Regions from separate parts of the Mus musculus genome. Here region 2 is linked to region 1. The links are chromatin loops, found by intact Hi-C in ENCODE. Cell type or tissue: gastrocnemius. All regions are shown on one strand. Each heading gives the region's core, and the rest is flanking DNA. Links, peaks and the distances in the headings are about the cores only.

Region 1 (2,801 bases), core at 68-2,567:
GACACTCAGAGGCTGCTCCCGGCCCCCAGCAGAGCCCCTGTTAAATGTTTGCTCTCCCTGGCCTTGATGTACCTCCATATAAACAACAGCTGGACTCGGGCAGCTTCTGTTTTGCAGGTGGAAGGAGTCGGCAAGATGGAAAAGAGGAAGCAACAGGCTAGTATACGCCAGGAAACACAGCACATAACACTCATAAGGGCCTGGGGTTCTGGCAGTCTGGCCTCTGCGTCTGTAGTCAGGACCGCAGCGTTGACTAGCACGGTTGTGACAATCTTCTGTGATGCTTTGGTGCTTCGGCATAAAGGCACCCATTAACCTGCCCATTAATACAAAAATTAGCATAAGTGAAGGAAGACATTGGACCAAGGACCTAGTCTGTGACGCTCACTCTGATGATTACAGAGGCTTGTACAGAGAAGTTAACAGGTTTCAGATGTCACTTGGCTTATAGTCATTGTTAGAGAAGATCCTCATTAACAAGGTGGATATGAATTCTCACTTAAAAGAAGAGAAATGGAGGCACAAAGAGGGTTTTCTGGTTCTGTGACTCAATCAAAACCTTGCAGGAAGAGCTAACACCTCTAAGGGTTGACTGGAGAGAAATTAATAAAGATGTTTCCAGAAGTTTACAGAGATAGACAGAGGCAAACCAACCCCTGGGTGTCCATGCAGGAAGCTGCTTCCTACTGAAACCTCAAGGGGCAGGTACAGAAGGCGATGCTAAAACCCAGAAAGGGTTCCTAGTAGAGCTGGGGGTGGGGTGCTCCTGGTGGGAGCTGGGGGCCCAAAGGGACCTGCTCTTACCATCAGGAGGAAAGGGGAACCAGAGGAATAAACAAACACTGCGACTCTTCCTCCACGTAGCTGAGGTGGAAACAAGATGTCAAGGGAAACAAAACCAGTTCTCCGTGCATGGAAGGAGAAAGCCAGAGAACAACCGTCAGGGGAGGAACGATTGGAGACTGCCCAATTTGTGTGGTGACACCTGCAGCTTGGGCAGGGAATCAGTGAAGGATGCAACTTTTTTTTTCAATGGACAAAGAAAACGGAGGGAGGAGCTGTTGACGAAGAGCACGCCCAAACTTGACTGCAGATCCAGCTGACCAGTTCCGGACAGCGCTTAAAGATGCAAATCAGCTACAGACCTAACCTCACTTCACCCAGCAAGCTGGGCAGAGGCAAATATCTGGGTCAAACAATAGCCTAGAAAATAAGTAGATAAGAATCTAAACAGGTCGTTTCTGCTGCAAGATCCTGACATTGCAAAGCTCCAACCCTAAAGCTTCAATCAACAAGGACTGAATACATGTTGAATGAATACATTCTTCATTCAAACCAAATCCAGAGCCTGATGCATTTTGCCTGCTCCTTGCCGCTACTTAGGGCGCCACCTCGTGCCCATTTGCCTGTACTACACCCTCCCGCTTAAACCTTCACTTGGAAAGGTTTGTTGATAGAGGAGAGAAAAATTGGCTTCCAAGACAGACATTTTTCTAAAGCGGCTGATTTATAAAGTGGATTTCACACATTATTTTTCTTGAACAAAACTCCAAACACATGACTTAAAAACAATTACTTAAGGCAGTGTACCTAGTGTTTGGATATTTCTGTTCAACAACTGCTTTTAGAAAAAATGTTTACAGAAATTGGTTCGTTTGCATAGGAGATAAAGATAGCCTGCACGTCTTGCAGAATGTGACCTCATATACCTAAAACTTATTTAGGCCTCTGTTAGGGACTGAATGGTATCACATTCCCCCACCAAGATTCACTAGTGCTTCCAAACGAACATAACTCTGAGATGAGGCCCGTAAAGAGATTAAGTCCAAACACACCTTTTAGGGTGTCCCTATCCAATGTTAACGATGTGTTTATGGGTATTTTATTACAAACACGTAGGCACAAAGGGAGATGAACACGATGAGAAGCCATGAACGGGCTTAGGAGAAAGCAGGCTGCCTCTACATCCATCTCCATCTCCAGTCTTGTGGGAAGGAGCAGGCTAGAGGAAGCGGGCAATCTGCGGCAGCCTAGGTAGCATAATCTAGCTCTGATTTCTCTCCTAGGCAAGGTGTGCGAAGACACAGGAGACCCTGTCTCGGTGGAGGGAGTTGAGCTGCCACTAAGTAGGCTCTTGCCAGAGATTTTGGCCTCTGTGAAAAAAGAGTGGTCCAGCGAATTGGGAATGAAATGCCTTTGGGGAGTAGGGGGGTCCCTAGCACAATGACTGGCTTGCAGCACCTACTTCATGCTCTAGGATCAGCCTTAGCAAGAGTGTGGGCACAATGGTACCAGATTTCCCACAAGGAAACCTGTTCAGACCCCCTCTGGACCTTATGTAGAGAAAAGGGAAGCTGGTTACTGAGTGTCAGTAGAAAGCGCCCCCCCCCCTGCCCGCAATCTGTGGAGAGCTGAGAGACTTGCTTCCAGACAAGCGCCTTGAGGATGATGGCTTTATTGAGGGCACACACACAGTAACCTGGGGTTAGAAACATCGAGGAAGGAAAGATAGGTGGACTGAAGCAAACAAGCAAGGGAGGGAGGCAGGAAGTGTGCAGGGCCTTAGGACTGGACATGGGAAGGCCTCTGGAGCAGGCAGCCTCCCTGGAACCACAGCTCAGCTCAGCTGCTTCCAAGATCGATGCCTGGGCAGGGCCATTTCCTCATCCGGCGGCAGGCGGCTGGCGGCAGGTGGCGGACGGCGGGGCCATTAGTGACTCTGTGACCCACTCGCCGCCTGCCCATCAAGGCCCTCCTGAGCCATGGTCACCTGCTGTCCTGCTGCACTCCAGGTCTGCAGA
Region 2 (2,801 bases), core at 248-2,747, 130 kb before region 1:
TTTTTTAAAAAAAAGGTGATTCAGTTCCATCTTTAACACATTTTTAGTTCAGAAAGCTGCTGCTGCCATGCACTGAACTCTTGGGGACATACAGTGTAACCCATGCTTCTGGTGTTCCTGGAATGTAGTTGTGTCTGATGCACAGTGAGCATCTCTGGAAACAGTGTGTGTGTGTGTGTGTGTGTGTGTGTGTGTGTGTGTGCTGAATGCTCGGTCACAGATGAACTGAGGCACCTGGGCAAGAACACAAAGACGTCTGCTTCCTCCTCCCATCTTCTTTTGCCCCAGCCAATCCTTCCTGTGCTCTGATCCCAGTACAGTGTCTTTAGCCATCTTCCATGTGTGTGACTTAAGTAAGAATGACTCCCGTAGGCTCATATATTTGGATATTTGGTTCCTAGTTGGCGGATTATTTAGGAAGGATTAGGAGATGTAACCTAACCTCGTTGGAGGAGGTGTGTCATTGGGGGTGTGGCCTCTGAGGTTCCAGAAGCCCATGATAGGTTTCTGCCTACATCCTGCAGACCAGATGTAAGCACTCAGCAACTGCTCCAACACCATCCCTGCCTGCCTGCCTGCTTGCCTGCTGGCTGCCATGCCCCACACCATGCTGATCATGGACTAACCCTCTGAAACTGCAAGCAAACCCCCAACTAAATAAAAAGTTTCTTTTTATAAGTTGCCTTGGTCATGGTGTCTCTTCATAGCAACAGGACAGTAACTAAGGCATAGCAACTCAGGTGGCCTGCATCCCCCCGACCCCCTGTCATTCAACAAAAGCTCATCTGGTCCCCATTGTGCGCTAGGCAGGGTGTAGGAGCTGGGGTACAGTAACACAAAGGGCAGCCCCCATCCCAGCCTCCCGGAACTCCTCCTGCAGCAGCTGTGAGTGAGAGTGGAGTCAGGGACTCCAGCCAAAGAGAACAACAGCCAAGCTACCCTTAAAGCCCCCAGATGAGGTCCAGTGATACTTTAACTGAAAATTAAACAAACAAGGTCTGTATGCCTCCCACCAGTTTCTTAAACCCTTTGAACAAGGGTTCAAACCAGTGGGGCTGGAGAAGTGATTCATTCAGTGGTGAAGAACGCTGGCTGCCCTTGCAGGAGACCTGGCTTCAGTTCCCAGCACACACGTGGCAGCTCACAAGCATCTGTGAATCCAGTTCCGGGGAATCTGCCGCCCTCTTCTGGTCTCCTTGGGAATTGCATGCACATGGTGCACATGCATACATGCAAAGTGCTCATGTCCATGAAATAACAAAACAAACAAGAAAAAACACAAACACTGCATCTAAGAGTAATGAGCAAACATAGGATTTAATCCAAGTTTTAGCAACTTTTTCCAAGACAGTAAAATGAGGCCTGGGAGATGGACTCAGTGAGTAAAGTCGGAATCCCAGAACCCAAGCAAAGCCAGATGTGACCATGCTATAATTCCAGTGCTCCTAAGACGAGATGGAAGTTGGATACAGGAGAGTTCCCAGAAGCTCATAGGCCAGCAAAACCTGGAGTATGCAGCATTGAACAACATATAGAAGGTGAAGAGGATGCCCAAGGATGTCTTCTATCCTCCACATGCACACCATCACACCCATCTGCCCAATACGCTCACCCCCTGCCTCTGCTACACACTTAAAAGTGTGAAACGAAGCACCACTTTTACCTGGCTCGACCAACATTATTGCAATAAACGTCACTATAGAGACCATACCTTACATGGACTGCATGAGCACAGTAAACATCACTATAGAGACCATGCCTTTGCCCACTCATCCTTGATTTTCTATGGGTTGACAAACCAAGAAGGTTTATGAGGCTCTGCGCAGTCTCAGTATTGAAAAGCTGAACCACCTTTTACTAAAGGACTTTCTATGCCTTGGACTGAAAACACACACACACACACACACACACACACACTGGTGAGAAAAAAAATGTGAATAAGAGGGTCTTAGTCAGCAGTGTGGCTTTTGAAGAAGCTGAAGAAAGGCTCTGAGACTCACAAAGGAAGGGAGAGAGGGTGGGAGGGAGCCTAGAAAGGACTACAGACCTCACTCAGTAGGTCCGCAGCTCTGGCACCAACACTTGAAAAATCCTGTGACTTTGTTGCAGATCTGCCTAGAGTCCCTGCTGTCTAGCTCCCTTCCGAGTTGCTGAGGATGAGCCTCTGGCGTTGAGACAGGGGGATGAGCCCCTGGCGTTGAGACCAGCTGGAATCTGCCCAGCACAAGGATCTTGAATAGCCAGAGGAGACAGAGCCAGGAGCAGATGGCTTGGGTGCTCCGAGTGTCTGGAACACATTCGACCCTTCTCAGATGTATCTCGGAGACACACTAGTTTCCTCTTTCTCAGCTGGCAAAGCAAAACATCTCAATATTCTCCATTCTCTCCATCCACGTGGTGTATTTTTTTTTAAAGCAGGGATGAGGCGAGGATTTACCAAGGCAAGAGCTGCTGAGCTGGGGAAACGCCTGTATCCCTCCCGCACGCGAGGGCTGGCGGAGTCCCGGAGAGATGTGGCGCCTCATGCCTGCCTTATATAAATATTGTAAGCATTGATATAATTGTGTTGGCAAACTGCTCCATATTCCGCAGAGAAAGAGAGCTACAAGGATACGGCTTTATTATTCATAACACGGTGTGCGCTTACTGTTGGGGGGGGGGCGGGAATACAGACAGCCTGAGGGCTGTAATTTCACACTCGTGTTCCTTCTGTGCTGGGCACCAGCAGCTTAGGTTTCTGTGTGTGAAAAATATGTTTCTTCACCACCACTGGCTCAGATACTTCGGAGGAGAAGGAAGGA

What was found. A loop is a pair of places that touch in the nucleus more often than their neighbours do. Peaks named below come from ENCODE experiments on the same cell type or tissue, not always from the same donor. Only the 100,000 strongest peaks of a DNase experiment are listed, where the experiment ranks them.
Region 2: it touches region 1 in a loop (2.2-fold over the local background); 2 of 42 quality-filtered maps call a loop at or near these places.

What each region holds. Positions count from the first base shown.
Region 1 is chr5:148,791,869-148,794,669 of GRCm38, forward strand. Gm36405 (a long non-coding RNA gene) reads right to left here. Exons shown (of 3, transcript XR_377235.2): 3 at 2,449-2,801. Among named protein-coding and RNA genes, the nearest start is that of 4930505K14Rik, 15 kb to the left of the region's middle. In gastrocnemius, for the core only: a CTCF peak has its summit at 1,403 (motif pointing left); DNase peaks (open chromatin) are centred at 938 and 1,399; H3K4me3 peaks cover 350 bases.
Region 2 is chr5:148,660,135-148,662,935 of GRCm38, forward strand. No RefSeq gene overlaps it. Among named protein-coding and RNA genes, the nearest start is that of Gm36140, 28 kb to the left of the region's middle. In gastrocnemius, for the core only: a CTCF peak has its summit at 1,197 (motif pointing left); DNase peaks (open chromatin) are centred at 1,174, 2,210 and 2,470; H3K4me3 peaks cover 719 bases; H3K27ac peaks cover 691 bases.